2 separate regions of the Mus musculus genome follow, and region 1 is linked to region 2. A link is a loop called in an ENCODE intact Hi-C map of the cell type or tissue named here. Cell type or tissue: heart. All regions are shown on one strand.

Region 1 (8,000 bases), 77 kb after region 2:
CCTCAGGATGTGGAGACAAGATTGCAGGAGTTTGAGGACAGGCTCAATAGGTTAGCCGTATCACCTTCCCTAGTTCAGTCAAGAAATGGCCCACAGTCAAGGTAACAAGGTTCTTCCTCTCCATCGAGGACAGTTGTGCTTTTCTGCTATCCCTAGGGGGAAACAAAGGAAACTATCTTGTAGTTGAGAAATTCCCAGCCATTTGCCCACAAGTTAAATTTCACTTAAGTACAACATGACCTGCATCCTCATCTCTCTCCTTTTGGTCATCCCTTGTCTTGTTTCATCAGTTGATTTTCCCACAGAGCCCATTCCTACCCAAAGACAGGGTGTGGGGACAGAAGATCCTGGTCTGAGTGCCAGCTCTGCTCTTTCATAGGCATGTAATCCCCAGCAAGTCATAGGACATCGGTAACCCATTGACCATCTGGGACTTATACAAATTCAGGTTCATGCTACCTCACACACCCATCTGGGACTAGACAGATAAGACCCAGAGTGTGGCAGGAGGGTGTGGAGGGCAACAGCTGGTGGGCAAGCCTAAGCACAGCAGCCAGCAGACGGAAGGCCACATGGTGACAGAAGAGCCAAAGGGAGCTTCCTTGTAGTCCCATCCCTGTGGGAGGTACCTTGGCTGCCAGCTAATGGTCACCGGTCACCAAGCCATCTTGATTTTAATAGCTTCCTATGTGGAAAAAAAACAAAACAAAACAGTATCTTCCCCTTTCTCTAGTATCAGTGGTGTTTCTGTCAATTCAGAGAAATGGTCTTAGAGTTGTGGGGTTACTCTCGGTTCACTAGTAGACCTGACCTTCGGTTGCAACCCCAATGGTAAGTAGTGCTGTGACTCAGAAGTCTGGAGAAACTTGCTTTCTTCTGTTCCCTGCCCCCTATAATACATATGCAGCTTAATATATAGAAATGATGTCATCTTTGTCATAGGCAAGCTATGACTGCTGTGACCTCATATAGCCCCTGGCAGCATAGAAATAGATAGATAGATAGATAGATAGATAGATAGATAGATAGATAGATAGATAGATAGATAGATAGGGCTGCCTTTTCTCATAGGAACTCCAGTCATGGTAGTAGCCTAAGGAGTTTTGTTAATCTGGATCTCCATATGTGTTTCCACAGTTATATGCATGCCCTTTTATATAATTTCTACACCAGTGGCTTTGTTCTGTGCCCACCAAACTGAGGATTTGTGCTTGTGTAAGGTTAAGGTGATACTATTGGGTAGGAATTCACTATGAATTTTCTGCCCAGGAGGATGTAAATACTACATAAGTGGGGACATTAGAGGTAAGAGACAAAATATATGATTCCCAGAAAGATACAGTTGCCCTTTTTTCTGCTGTATTCAAGGGAGAAGACTGAATTCTTGAATGTTAGAAGCACAAAAAAAAAAAAAAAAAAAAAAAAAAAAACATTAAAAGGAAAGGTGTTTTGTTTAAAAAATGAATGATGAATTTCTTTTCCTAACTAAACACAGATTCACTTATGTATCTTGAAATTCCACCTCATAATCTTAGATACCCCCCCCCCAGAAGTGTTTCTGAGTGAACTTCATAGACAGTAGGGTGACTGGATAGAATATCCTGGGCTATTCTGAGTGCCTCTCCTCCATGGTAGCATGTGATAGACAGGTTATTTCTATCCTGCCGATGAAATGAGCCATTTCAAACCAGATTAGATCATGTACGCAGGGTTATGGGGAAGCTGCTCTCAGGTGAGTTCACCGGCCCCAAGAGGGGGAGGGGGAGGGAGGGAGAGGGAGGGAGAGAGGGAGAGGGAGAAGGAGAGAGAGAGAGAGAGAGAGAGAGAGAGAGAGAGAGAGAGAGAGAGAGAGAGAGAGAGAGAACACGAGAACAAAATATCTGGATTATATAGGAAGAACCTCTGGGGGAAAGGCAGCTCAGCTGGAAAATTCAAGGTTGCCAGCTGGGTGTGCCAAATTAGGACTGAAGGATGCTGGGAGAACCTGAAGGCCAGATCTGCTTTGATATGTAAAATACTTGTCCTGGTGCGGTAAGCCAAACATTGGGGTCACCTAGGACCCAGCAGTGGCTAAGGAGAATGTGTTTCCCCAGGTGACCTGAACAGCGGCTAGAGTACACTGGCAACAGCAGGGCTGATTGGATAGCGGTTGCCTGTCCTAGGTTATCATTAATCACCCTCCGGTGCAGCATCTCGCCCATCCTATACCTAGCAGAATATAAACACTTCACCAATGAGAACTCAGCCGGGTAAAGCAGCCTCTGCAGGGTCACACAGCTGGACCAGAGCTGCTGGGCCCCAGTTCAGCCTCAAGTGGCCCCACCCACACATCTAGGTTCCCTTGCAAGTGGGGGGGGGCAGTCTGTGCACCTGCACACAGCCCTGGGGTCAGGAGCCTGCAGCCTTTGTCATCTGGCTGCTTCATCTCCCTAGTGGTGTGGAATTAATCACTTTTTAAAAAGGCAGAAAAGGCCCCATGGGGGGGGGGGGGTAGGAAGGAGAGCCGGAAAGAGGATCTCCTGGGTAATGCTGGCTGGCTAATGCATAAATCAGCAGGCCTTGAGCTTTGTGGTTAGATGGGGTTTAATGCTCAAAGCTGTGCATAGCCAGCCTGGCTCCCAGGTGACCACCTCAAGTGCTAGAGAGTGTCCATATGACAGAAGTAGGGCAGGGAGTGTACAGCTCTGGTAAAGAATTTATCTGACATATATGATAAACACCTCTACCACCACTTACACTTGAGACACCGAAGCATAGTCCTTGGTGGCCAGATCTGGTTGGGGGAGAGAGGAGTCTAAGAGCAAGAAGGGAGAGGAGCCATCAGAACCACCAGGCGGACCAGCTTCCACACCCAGGTGACTCAGGCCCTGCGCTTCACCCAGTGACAATCAGACAGGAGAATGTCTGCTCTGACAACCCTTAAGCCCCACGCTGACTGGCTGACTCTTTCTCACCGCTGTGAACTCTTTGTTAATCCTCTCTCAGGTAGTGGAGAGTGTCTGCCCAGCAGGGGAGGGACTCTTGCTTTGCATTCTTGGTAGAGGCTTTCCTTAAGAGCCTAATGCAGTCTGTATCAGAAGCTAGGTGAGAATCTTTTTTTTTTTTTCTTCCTGAAAAGGTCTGGTCAAGGAATGTTCCAAGCAAATAAATTGTGTTAACAAAGTATACAGTACAAAAGGTCTCTGAGGGACCACGGTGAGAAAACTGGGAAGCGAGAGGAGCGCTGGCCTCAGCCTGTTTGTCTGTAGTCGATAAGAAGACACAGGAAGTAAACAGAAAGCTACTCTTAGCAAGGTTAAGAGATCAGAATGGGGAGTAAGTGCCCGCCTCTGCGTGGGTGTCACTCCCTTCTGTCTTAAAGCAGAACTGGCCCAAGTTGTGCACTTTGCTTGACCTGAAGGAGTGCCTGCACTCTGGAGTCTGCAGACAGGCAGTGTCTCCAGTGGTGTCTCCAGTGCAGGGACAGTGCTTCTTTCTGCCAAGGGTAGTCCAAGGACTGGCAGGGAGACTCTTCGTGGATAATACCTAGATAAATCAAGGTTCTGGGTGGCTGTGGAGCAAGGGCTGCCCAGCATAGGGAAATGCATCTCAAATGTCACAGCCACAGGGGAGACTCCAGGAGGGAAATGAGAATGAGAGCCCATGTGAGGTATATAACTGAGAGACACAGCCTGGCAGGATATGCAGCCAGCTCCACCCTGACCTGTCTTACCTGAGTTTTGACAGACTCCGCTTTGTCCCGGCATTGGAAATGTGACAGTGACATCCCATTGCTCCATTCAAGCATACAGTTTGGACTTTGATTCTGGAAATCAAGGGAGGATGCTAGGAGGAAGGGAGTGTCTCGATAAATTCCTGGGGCAGCGATATCAGTGTTTCGGTCCTCAGTGCCATAGCAACAACTTTGTGCCTAACCTGGGAGGCCATATGCATTGGTGAAAAGCCCTGAGCTCCTATACGGGAGGAGACAGCCTGTGCTGCCCTCTAAATACCATTCCCAGAATGCCCCCTGGAGCGAGGTTACACCACGTCCAAGTTCAAGAATATCAGGGTGAAAGAGAAGTGGAGAGGGATTTGGCCACTGCCTTCTCAGGGGCTGGAAACTGTGTGTCAGCACCATTCAGTGCACCTCCCAGCCAGCCAGCCAGCCAGCCAGGCTCTGACCCCACCCGCTGGGCTTGAGCTTGGGTTCCTGTCCGTGGCAGCTGCACAAAACATTTGCTGAGCTTATGTTTCCCCACCTAACTTCATAACATGTTCTGTCCTCTGGTGTAGAGGGGGTGGGGCCACCCCCCTCCCTTCCTGTGCACTTCATGGACACCTTTCTGGTGCTGGGATGTACTCGGCATCAGGCCTGCATTTCTGCATACAGCTCTAGCATGCTCTGCATCTTCCCCAGTCTGTATGTTACAGCCTTTCTGACAGAAAGTAGAGCCCTAAAGGATCTGAGATGCTGAAGGGGAACATGGGGAGTGGAGCCACCTGACTGGTCTTCCAGGCCGCAGAGCGTCAGGGTCACACCAACAAAGGTTGGATAGAGCCACGGAGAGAGTGTTCACCACCCAAGAGAGCACATGCTTATATGCGTATAGTAAATATTTACTTACACATCACCCAACAAGACAAAGCTAATAAACAAAAAGAAAAAATATATACCCAGCCCCCCTCCCATTTTTTTTCATCCATCACACAGTCCACTGGGCTGCCACCCATTCAGGCAACATCTGTAACTCCTTTGCCCTAACTCCTGCATTCATTCCTGATGGTTCCAAATACCAACTTTGTCTGATATAACCACTTAGTAGTATCATGTTGCTACCACAGTATACAGCCATATATACACATACTATATATATATATATATATATTTGATAAACAGGTATAAGAGATATAAAACTCAACCTGTAAAATACTCTGAAATGGACTGTCTTTATCAAGTGCACACAATGGAAATTAAAAACCTGTCTTTTTATAGTGAATGCCTGCAGGGAACATGGGGAAGGGAAAAGACTTGGGTACCACCTTTCAAAGTGGCATCAGGGGAGACTCGGGCTTGTGAATATTTAGAGAGTAGGATAGGTGATTTGGAGAGGATGGGGGAGCCTGCATGTGATATGCATTCTTCAGAGGTGGCACCATCCCTGCACACCACTCTCAGGTCAGTAGGTACAGACCAGCTCTTCAGTTCCTTGAGAACTGTGGGCAGGAAGACTGGTAGTGTGTTCCTAGCCTGCCCTCAGAATAGCTACAAAGCAATGATCCTGAACAAAGCTTATCTTGAGTTTTCTGTTCTGTCAACCCAGCTGAAAGAGCTCAGAAAGCACACCATGGCACATGAGACAGCTATTAGCTCTGTGTGTGTGTGTGTGTGTACTTGTATGTGGGTTCACGTGTGTTGAGACACGGTCTGTGTAGTCCTAGCTGGCCTTGAACTCATAAATATCTTCCTGTCTCTGCCTCCCAAGTGCATATGCCACCACACCTAGCTCTGTGTCTGTGTCTGTTCAAAGGTGAATGAACGGAAGGACTTTCTGCTGGTTGGGGGAAAAGATTTTAGAACCTTGGTTATCAGATTAGGCATCAAAGCAAAGAAGAAAGCACTGGATTCAGTCAACCATGTCAACGTTAAAAACTTACAGACTCTAGAAAGAATCAAAACTGCTGAAAATTGTCACGGTCTCCATCTCCAACTCCAGGAATGTTCTGGTCAGCCCTTAGCTGGTGAAAACTGCAAGGGAAGCCGCCTTAGCAGCAGGTCAGAAGCCAGCTTGGATGCTGGATTCCAGAAAAGTGTGACTTTTGCCAGATTGTCTCTTATTAACAGTCTCAAAGGGGGCCAGTCCTGCCTTGCCTGGCACAGGCTGCTGGCCTACCTCCTTCTCCTCCCTGACCTCTGGTTTGCTCAACGTGGCAGCCTCGGGTGCCCAGGACCCAGGCAAGTCACTCCCAGTGCTGAACTCTGCCTTCTCACAGTCGCTATGGGTGCCCAGGGAACACTCCACCTGTGGCCCCAGACTGACTTGAAAGGGTGATTCTGCAGCTGGCCGTGGATGGGAATTTCATCAGAACTGGGTGCGGTTCTCTCTGCTGGCACGAGCTGGTCTTTGTTGTGCTGTATCATCCAAGAACAACTATTAACTAAGTCTAGGAACGGTAACAGGTCATCACAGCCCAGCTGGAGATTATATAATGTGCCTGTTTCAGTCATGTCATTCCGAGCACACAAACGGCCAGACTCCCACCTCAACTTGTAAGCAGCATGGACAAACCTCTGGTCAAAGAGAAAAACAGAGGCTCCAAAACCTTATCGCACAAAAAGAAAGTAATTTAGGTAGGAGTCTTGATATCTAGATTACAGCATTGCCTCCATGTGAGCTATGTGACCTTGAGCAAATGACTTTTTATTGATTTATAATGCTTTTATACAATTACCATCCATTTTAGGGGACACATTCACAGCTACTTGATCCTTATTGTCACCAAGTGCAATAGCTAGTAAGCTCTTGAGAGAGAGAGAGACAGAGACAGGGAGAGAGACAGAGAGGCAGAGACAGAGAGACAGAGAGAAGAAAGGAAATCCTGAGCTAAATGAGCTGACTCACTCTGTCCTGTGTGGATAGAGAAAGTCACACCTCTAACTCTGCCTAGCTTTTGATCCAGGCCTTTGCTCTTTCTACTGTCACAAATCTGTGGTAGACGTGTATAGAAGTGGTGAAAAAGCAACATCTGTGGTTTAGGTTGACTGGATTCTCATTGGTAGCTTCTTTGAGGTAGCAATGAAATTCCAGGTAGAAGATATCTCTCTCGCTCTCTCGCTCTCTCTCTCTCTCTCTCTCGTTAAATTTTTCTCAACAATTTTAGGTTTATAGAGAAATGGAGCAGGAAGCACATTTTCCCATGTATCGAGTCTCACCTCCTCCCTTTCCTGTCTTTCCTTCCTTCTTCCTTCTCTGCAGTTAACCCAATTAAAAGTGTGCATTCCTGAGGATATAGCTATAACTATGTACAGAGAGATCAGCAGCAGCACACACACAGATCCTGTGACGCTGTTGTGAAAGTCATAGTTTGTGTTGGGAGGACTGCTCTTGCTGTTTGAGACGCATCCAGTGTTTTCTGACAGGCATGTGGTTTGGAATTACGGAATCACACAGGCTAGCTTCACTGCCCTAAAACCTCTGGACCTCGTGTGCCTCTCCCTCAGAGCCTGTGGCATCCACTGAGTTTACCAAGTTGGAATATACTTTCCAGGGGGGTTTAATGTATAAATGTGAAAGTCATGGAGCATAAAGAACAAATGCACTTTAAAGAATACTTTACTTTCTTCTTCAGCGTAAATGACCCAGCCTTGCTCACCAAAGAGACAATTGATTCCAAGTCTGCTGGGTACCCTACATGTCCTCTTTGTCAAAATAAGTGTTATGTTCCGTCTCCCTCCGCCCTCTAAGCATTCTGCGGAGTTGAAGACTGAACTCCAGTGTGTTTCTGGCCTCTCGGTTTCTAGTGAGCCAAAAGACACAGAGTTGCAGCTACCATCTGAGCTGAAGATAGTCTTGACTTCTAGAATCTTCCGAAAGGGATTACTTGGGGGCAAAGCAAGAGTTCCATTTTCTAGATCTTGCCTTCTCTTCCATGACCCATCTGTTTTACCCTTCACCCAACTCCCAAGTCCTCATGTTCTCATGAGACTTTCTATAGAAGAACAAAGGGTTTGGTAAGTAACCTGCTCTACCACATGCCTGTCAGAAAACACTGGATGCGTCTCAAACAGCAAGAGCAGTCCTCCCAACACAAACTATGACTTTCACAACAGCGTCACAGGATCTGTGGTCTGCTGCTGCTGCTCTCTCTGTACACAGCTATAGCTATATCCTCAGGAATGCACACTTTCAATTGGGTTAACTGCAGAGAGGGAAGGGCTCCCTCTCAGGAGGCCATGGGTTCTCTGGAGTCTTTCTCAGAACAGCTCCTCCACTTGAACCTGGGAAGAAAAAAACACCTGC
Region 2 (8,000 bases):
GCTACCATGTCTTTCTTAGCATTATTGTCAGTGACACTTCCTAAGAGAAGCCTGGTCATCTTGTCCCCTGTCTTCAAAGTCTCCCTTAGAGAACAGACTCGATTGACACTCTGGTGATGTCTTTGGATGCCCTGTAAAATGGGGCACTGCCTAGGTTTCTGCCCTCTCCTTCCCACATATTGTCCATCCCTGTACCTGCATGCAAGTAAACTGGGTTAGGCAAGAATGTCTAACTGTGTATGTGTCAGCTGAGCTGAGTACCTTCCACATATGGTCTCGCTGAGTTCCTAGGAATGACCCACAGAGTGGGATCATGGGCACTGACTCATCACATTCAGACTGAGCATGCCTCTTCTGCTAGCATATGCAGAAGCGTTTTTGGAGCACTGGGTGGGGCAAGAAGATTTGGCCTTGGTCCCCTTGGGTCTTCACCCAACTCCAGTCGAGGTGGGATCATTCCTTAAGGCACTGTGACCAGAGGTGGAGCTCTCCCTGCCTCTGCCTCAGGGGATGGATGAAAGTTTTCAGAATAGAAGCAATTTCAGACAGGGCTTGGGAAGCCTTCCAGGCAAATGGAAAGTGGGCTTGTCCCTTACAGAACAAAACAGGTTCATCTGAGCCCAAGAGAAATAAATGTACAAAAGCAATGGAGAAATATCTTAGGGCTAAGTTTTTCATTTTTTTTTCTTCTTAATAATAACTTCTTAATAACAACCTAATAATAACTAATAATAAATAAGGAGTACCAGAAGCCAGAAACTCAACGTGGTGTTCTTTCTGCCTGAGCTAATTTTCACTTTGTGGCAGTCCTATGTAAAAGGTGCTACTGTGGCCCCTTTATTTGCCGAAGAGGAAACGGGATCCCAGAGTTGAATGCACTTAGAATGCCAGAGCAAGCTGGTGGTTGCATAGATGTTGTTTCCTGACACGTCTTAGTTTTGGTTTCTCTGAGACTCTTCCATCAACTTTCCTAACATTGACATGGGTCCATTCCCCCTTTAGGGACCTTGCATCTTTTGGTGAGACAAATGGCATGTGAGCCTTCTCACTGGAGGATGCTCTGGCATTCTAGTACCTCAGAAGATAGCTTGAGTGGTTAGTTTTGTTTTGTTTTGTCAGTAAACATGGTCATATATGACATAAGAAGAAGCCATGAAAGGCTTTTCCCTTCAGCCTGGGCATTGCTCGCTTGCCAAATAAAACTTGTACACGTTACAGGTTTCACCTCCAGCAAGTTTCAGGTTCCCAGGTCAATGAAAATTAGTGACAGGAAGACTTTCCTGTGAAACTGTGGCATGGAAAGCAGTTGGGTTATATGAGATGCCCTCAGTTACGGACGAGGAACCCAAGGCTCCACCTGTCCAGTAAATCCAGTATCACTCAGTCTCCAGCTGTCAGGACCAAGGTTTGAATGCAAGTCTTTCTCCCTCCCCACTCTTTCACCTACATTCCATATGACACAGTCTTTGGGTCACACAGGCAGGAAGTTCGTCAGTCAACTGTTCACCCTGACCATGGCCTTGTTAGTAGTGTCTGCTTTATCTTTGGAGGTGAGAGAAGGCCATAGTTCTTGATTGATCTGAGCAGCAAGCACTTGCTGCTTTGGCATAGGCAATCAGTTTTAAAGGTTGACTCATGAACCCGCACAGGGAAGCACATTCAGTTTCATATTGTTGTATAAGCTTTTCTTCAGTTTGCATTTGTTTTCTCATCATGCGTAGCTCTGTCTGGCCAGAGGCGAATATATCCACCGTAAAAAGGCTCGTGTTCAGTCGCTACATTTCTCGGGGTTTTCTGGACTCCTCGTGGAGCGGGATTGCTGGGATAGACCAGTGAGGGGTGTCACAAACCCCCTTCTACTGTTCCCAGTTTGGCATGTGTGTGTGAGATGTATGCCTGCCTTGTATTTACAAGAGGAAGTATCCCATTTAATTTTATTTTCACACTAAAGCCGAAGTGTTAAGAGAACATAGTGTTTTAACACTCTCTTGGTTATCAGCTGCAGAGCGGAGGTTGCATATTGTCACATACAGTTTTCTGAGTACATTTCTACATTTGTTACCTGGCAACGTTGCTGCGTCGGCACATGAAGATGTGTTGGTTTCTGCCAGTTCCCCACTCTCTGTACTGTAGACAGGAGAATAGCTGCTTCCCTGCAGGGATGGAGAACAGGGGAAGGCATGGAGCTAATGGGCTTATAGAAAGACTCCCTGCAGTCAGTGTCACAGCCAAACCAGAGGCTGTCCAGAGGCGTTTTCTACCACTGCCTTGAATCTTGTGCTGCTTTCCTCCCCGGTTAGGGTTAGGTGAGGGGTTTGTGATTAATCACCATGAATCCTTGTTGCTGATCTTTGATCTTTTTAAACGAAAAACAAACAACCACCATCTCGTGTCCTAGTCGTTATATGAGTCATCTGAACCTTTTTAATATTGTGACAAAGATATCTTTAATTGCTTTCATTTGATCCCCAGCCTCCTGCCTGATCTAAGTGCTCAGGTTTTGACTACCTCTGACTTCTGATAAGGAAGGAAATCCCACAGTACAATGAGAGCCGCTGAGCTGATTATAGCCCACCGGAGTGATTTTGCTTGCCCAAAATGCTGAACTTACCTAGACTTGGAGCACTAAAGTGGCCCATCTTTGTGCTCTAGGGACATCACATCCTACCCTTCATTTGACTGATGCCTACCGGTCTGATCTTTGAAAACATTTGAGTTGAAACCCTTACATTATGGGTTTAAAAGTCTCCGTAGTCTACACCGTACATCCTAAGATTCAAGAAAAGCTTCCTGGGACCAGCACCTGTACTGTTGTCTTGAAGAACAATCCACTAGGGAAGTTTCCATGGTAACAGTGTTTGAAACAGTCTGACAGCATCAACAGGTTAAGTAAGAAGTCTTCTGGCTCAGGGGCGCATCCTGTAAGCACAGCTCCTTAGAAGGAAGCCTAGGAGAGACTATGACTGAGCCCAGGCAGGACTCAGCCACTGGAGGGCCTGGCCAAAACAGGCCAGGCTTTAGGGCCTGTTGGTTTGGCAGAGCAAAGCTTGTTGGTGTCATCTTGTTTGTGGGAGGCCTTTGTAGCCTCCTGGATTCTTACTGTCCTGCCTGTTAAGGAAAAGAGAGACAGCTGCCTGTGTCTGAAAGGTAGTTAGAACCCAGCCCTTAGCTGGAAATCTTGATCTCTGCTACTAGATGTTGGGTTTCAAACCTGGGACGAATGGTTGGGGTGGCTATGTAACATGTCAAAGCGGGCCTGTCCTGTCCCTCAATCCTTACCTGTTACAGGGCCCTCTTGGCTGGCACACCCCACCCCCTAGCTTAAATTTCTCCAGTCCAGGGGCTGGGCCTTTTTGGTTGCCTGCTCTTGGTGTCTGTTTGGGTCTTGTGGATGATGCACATGGATCTCCTCTCTTCCCCCTCCCCCCTTCCTCAAATAGTGCCTCTCCGTCTAGTCACATCTACTCTGGACTCTCCCAGATGTGCCTGCATACTCTAACTCTGGGCTCTCTCTCCTTTTTATCTACAATAAACCTCCTCCTCCACCATACCGAGGGGCACTCATGCTTGCTTTCTTTTCTATTCTATTTCTTTGTTCATTCTGTCATCTCCCTGTAAAACCCACAGGAGCCACTCTCCTGAGGCTCTGCTGTGGGCGTTTACCCTCAAGTTTTTCAGTTTTCATCAGGAAAGGTCCTAAGAGGAAATCTCAAGATTTTTCACCCGTTTTTGTTACTATTGTGTTGTTTGTTGGTTTTTTGTTGTTGTTGTTATTCTTGGTTTTTTTTTTGTTTGTTTGTTTGTTTGTTTTTTTTAAATATCCAGAGATAACTTGCCCCAAGGATTCCTAGCTTTGGCCTGAGTTCCTTTTAACTCGGAAGTCTGTATCCTGCTGTTTAAACATTAAGATGGTTCCTCACTGCCTTAGAGTCGGCAACCTGCAGGCCAAGGCGAACTTTAAAGAAAAACCAGGTCATGCCGCATGTTTTTGGTGAGCACAGGAATCAACAAAGCGCTGTTACATAACTTCTATTTATGTCCTCCTTGCTCACTATCTGCAGGCAGGCAAGAGTCGCAGAGCTGGGATTTAATGAGCTCTGGGTTTGCTCACCTTCCTGAGCTGGTAGGAACCAGCTTGTTCTCAAAATGCGTCAGTAAAGAATCAGGCTGTGGGTGGGCGGCCAGGGGTAGTAGGTGGGCCGCATTGTTGCCATGGTGTTTTTTAATTCCCCTGTTTCTCAAGGATCCTGCTCTCTCCTTCCCTGACTCCCCACCCCCTTCTTTTCTTTTCTTTCTTTTTAATCCATGCGCTTCCTTGTTTCTCACGCCCACTCGTGATTTCTTGGAGCTGCCTCAGGAAACAGGAATATTTTCCCTCCCTTCCACAAACACCCCCATTGTGTAGCCCCAGGGCCTCAGAAGAGTTTTTCCTAAGGTGCTCCTTTCCCACCCTCCCCTGTCTATTTTCCCGTGATTTTTCGTAACCACTCCCTCCATTGCCCGGGCTTAGCCTCCCTGTGGCGGGATGGAAGCTTTCTGTCTCCTGCTAGATTGCTCCGGAACCAGGTGGATTCCGTTGCTCCTAGCACAGCAGTTTGCCCCGGAGGAGAGCGGTTGTTTGTGTTTCCCTACATCCTGGTCTCTGCTCTTGCCCTAAACTGAATGACATCTGTCCCCTCTAGCCATATTATTATGAAATAGAGTCACACTTTATAAAAGGAAAACAAGGGAAGTTTGTCCCACAATGATGACCCCTGTTACCTGAAAGTTACAGGTTGGATTAACACACATTTTAAAAAAAATAGAAAAAGTCATGTGCTAGGGAATTAGCTAAGTGGGACAGTGTGTACTTGGCACGGGTGAAACTGGGTTTGATCCTCCATCTGTCTCGAGAACAGTGCATGTGTGTGAGAGCTCGTGTACACACACACACACACCCTCCCTCCCTGACTCTGATACATAGCAAGGAAGGAAGGAAGGGCTGAGAGCCCTGTGGCTGCCAGGGAGAGCTCCCTGCTCCCTGCACCTCGGCTTCTGAGGGAAGCCACCCAGGTTTCTGTGCTGACTTTGTGTCCACACTCTCAGCAGAGCGGAAGCTTTTAACAAGTACAAAAGAATAAGTTGAGATGAAAAACTCCAGCGGGGGGGGGTGGGGGTGGGTTGGGGGTGGGGGTGGGGGGGGGGACAGTTCCAGCAAAACAGGCTTAAGATTTTTAAAGTTAAAAAAAAATTTAAAAAGTCAAGCCCACCCCTTCATTGCTTACGAGTTGTGCAATCCTTACTGGAGGTAGCTGTTTGAATAATCAAAGGCCGGCTGACTTCCCTTCATTAACTAGAGCGGCAGACATCTGCATAAAACATCCCAGATTCCAGACTGAGTAGGTAATTTTTTTTTCCCTCTGAGTAACTTGAGGGACTTTCCCTTTGGAAACCTTCCAAGAGAGTGAACTTCGTGGTTGAGACTTTTTTCTCTTTCTCCCTGGTGTTGGATGTAGAACCCAGGGCAAGTGCTCTACTGCTGCGCTTGTGCTGGGCAAGCCCTACCTACAGTGGTTTTTACTGGGCTAGGCAGCAGCTTGATCCTGAATATGAAGCAATTCAGTCACCTCAGACACAAATCTGGAGCCCTCAGTTCTGAGAACGTTCTTGGTGTTCACAGCTGACCGCCGCTCTATATCTTAGCGCCACTTGCCACTTCAGAGCCTGCCCACACTTAGATTTCTCAAGGTCCACTAAGATCCCTTGGAAAAGTAGCCCTCCGCGTTTTACCAGTACCCTACGCTTGCATTTTGAGCTTGCTTCATCAGCGTGGTTCAGACACTCAAGCCTGTGGTTCTGTAAGCCATGTGTATTCTTCCGCAACTGTTCCAAAAATCCAAGACTTTAAAATGTGTGTGTGGGGGGGGGGGGAGGGACTGTAATTGAAGGAAGGTGTGGTGGAGTCACCCTCAGCAGCTGGTGTTTGAGAAATGTGGCTTTATTAATGTTCTTGCAACATGACCCCACAGACTGTCGAGCCTGGAGTTTGTAGCTGTGGAGCCTGGGGAGACAGCCAGCTTCTAAGGTGGAGGGCCCACAAAGGATGGCCCTTCCTGCTCCCAAGTTAATGATGCAGGCAGCTGTGTCTCTGAGGCCCTATTGGTTAACAGTTAACTGGGCAGATTAAAGATCCCCAGCCAGGCTGAACCTGTCCCAGAGTTAGAAGCAAAAGCCTGCTAAGTGCCAGCTCCACACCTCCCTTCAGCCGCCCCCAAGGTGGGACACTTCCCCATTTAGCGGGACTTTGAGCTTTCACATTCCCAGAATTAAGGTTTTTGGAACTGTGCCTCCCTTAGGGTTGTTATTTATTCATTAAGACAATAAATACTAGGCACTGGACAAAATGCTTGTGCGGGTTGGGGCAGGGACTTCAATGGTATGCCATCCAGTGGGTGAGCCGGCTAGGGAACCTGAGCAAAACTGGGAGAGTGAGACCGGAAGCAAGGAATTGCTCCTTGAGGATGGGAAGGGCACTCGCGGAGGAGACATGGATGCTGAGACCTTCCAGATGGAATGGGGTTAAGAGCAAGGGTATCCTGGCCCCGGAGCGGGGTGTGTTGGCATGGCTGAGGAGGCCAGTGTGGCAGCAACGGAGTGCAGGGCGGGCAGCAGCATGAGGTGACTGCTCAGCTTTGGTACTACGCCTGTCACCAGGTGGGAGGCTGGATTAGGTGATCCTCTGATCCTCGTGCTCTCTGCCAGTCCTTACTCTGTACTTCTAAAGGGCACCAAGTTGGCTCAGGTCAGTGACCTGCCTGGATGCGTACTACTGCTGCCAGGGATGGAATAGGTTGAGCTACCGAAGATGAGGACCGTGTAATTTCAACCTGACCACCTCCGTCGGATTGGTGATCTGTACATGTCACTGTCAGATGCTTCCCAAGCCACAGGGACATTCACCAACATAGTGAATGGGCGGGCTGGGTTGGGGGATGTGATGGTCTCACAGGTCTGTGTCTGAGGGTGAGAGGAGCTGGAGCGGTGGTCCAGGGATGACTGCAAGGGACTGCGGGTTTCCCATCAGCTCGACATTGCTTTGTCTTTGGCATGAGAGAGGGTGATTATTTTTCTTTGGGTTTTATGGTCTAGTGGACTTGTCCCAGTCAAGTGTGTTGAAAGCAGGGATGGGTGGGAGGGGATAGCATGGAAGCAGGGGTTGTCACACGTATTTCCTACTTCCTCTCAATAAACCTCTCAGATAGTTCTTAATCCTCCTTTTTCCTCCTGAAGATGAGGCGACTACAGCAGGGGTTTAGCGAGGGACCTGCCCAAAGGCATCCAGTTCCCAGATTCCCCCCGCCCCCCCCCCCCACACACACACACGGCCTGCCTCCCTAAGGATAGGTTAGCGAGCTCCTTCTCAGTCCCAGGGCTCCACACAGACACAGAAAATGTGTGAACAAAGGATTATTCTTGGTCCTGCTCTAAATTCCAAGGCAAGGTCCCTGAGAAGCTCGGAGCTCTGAGTCAGGAAGCTGGTCTAAGTTAATGAATGGTCCCCGCAAGTACACAGAACAGATGCATGACCGCGAGGGTCTGTTCTACAGACTGACTTCTTCTTCTTCATGCCTCTTTTGTAATAGCTCAGATCATCACACCCGTCAACGTAGGAAAGAGTAGCGAGCCATGGCCAGGGCCTCGACCGTGGCCTTCCTCTTTCCAGGGTGAAGACCCCTTACCCAGGCCCCTGGAGCTGATGTAGACTGCATTGCTTTCTGTTGAGATGCGCTTGCATGAATAAGGGCTGTGTCATTTCATCCTGCCCACCTTTGGCCCTTTGCTCCCTTTAGCCTTCTACAGGTTTCACTGTGGGATACCTTTGTGGCCTCAGGATGATACCTGGTGAAGCTCATCGCAAAATGGGTGTGAAGAGTTGGGAGATGCGGGGGCGCATTTGCTTGGGTAAAACAATTAATGTCCTAGCATGTGGCTTATCTCTCCCCCCCACAACCCCCACCTCC

What was found. Hi-C counts contacts between places; a loop is a spot of excess contacts. Peaks named below come from ENCODE experiments on the same cell type or tissue, not always from the same donor. Only the 100,000 strongest peaks of a DNase experiment are listed, where the experiment ranks them.
Region 1: a loop joins it to region 2, with 4 times the contacts of the local background. A loop is called at or near these places in 11 of 42 quality-filtered maps.

What each region holds. Positions count from the first base shown.
Region 1 is chr6:108,528,845-108,536,844 of GRCm38, forward strand. All of the region lies in intron 60 of Itpr1 (inositol 1,4,5-trisphosphate receptor 1), which reads left to right. Gm44040 (a long non-coding RNA gene) reads right to left here and starts at 6,911. Exons shown (of 2, transcript XR_003956493.1): 1 at 319-6,911; 2 at 1-152. In heart, no CTCF peak of the experiment used is centred here; DNase peaks (open chromatin) are centred at 2,777, 3,327, 4,157 and 6,067; H3K27ac peaks cover 1,661 bases.
Region 2 is chr6:108,452,295-108,460,294 of GRCm38, forward strand. The region is part of intron 44 of Itpr1 (inositol 1,4,5-trisphosphate receptor 1); the gene reads left to right. Gm35165 (a long non-coding RNA gene) reads right to left here. Exons shown (of 5, transcript XR_869349.3): 4 at 2,063-2,153. Among named protein-coding and RNA genes, the nearest start is that of Gm35165, 16 kb to the right of the region's middle. In heart, a CTCF peak has its summit at 4,516; DNase peaks (open chromatin) are centred at 4,067, 4,517, 4,947, 6,077 and 1 weaker place; H3K4me3 peaks cover 823 bases; H3K27ac peaks cover 3,676 bases.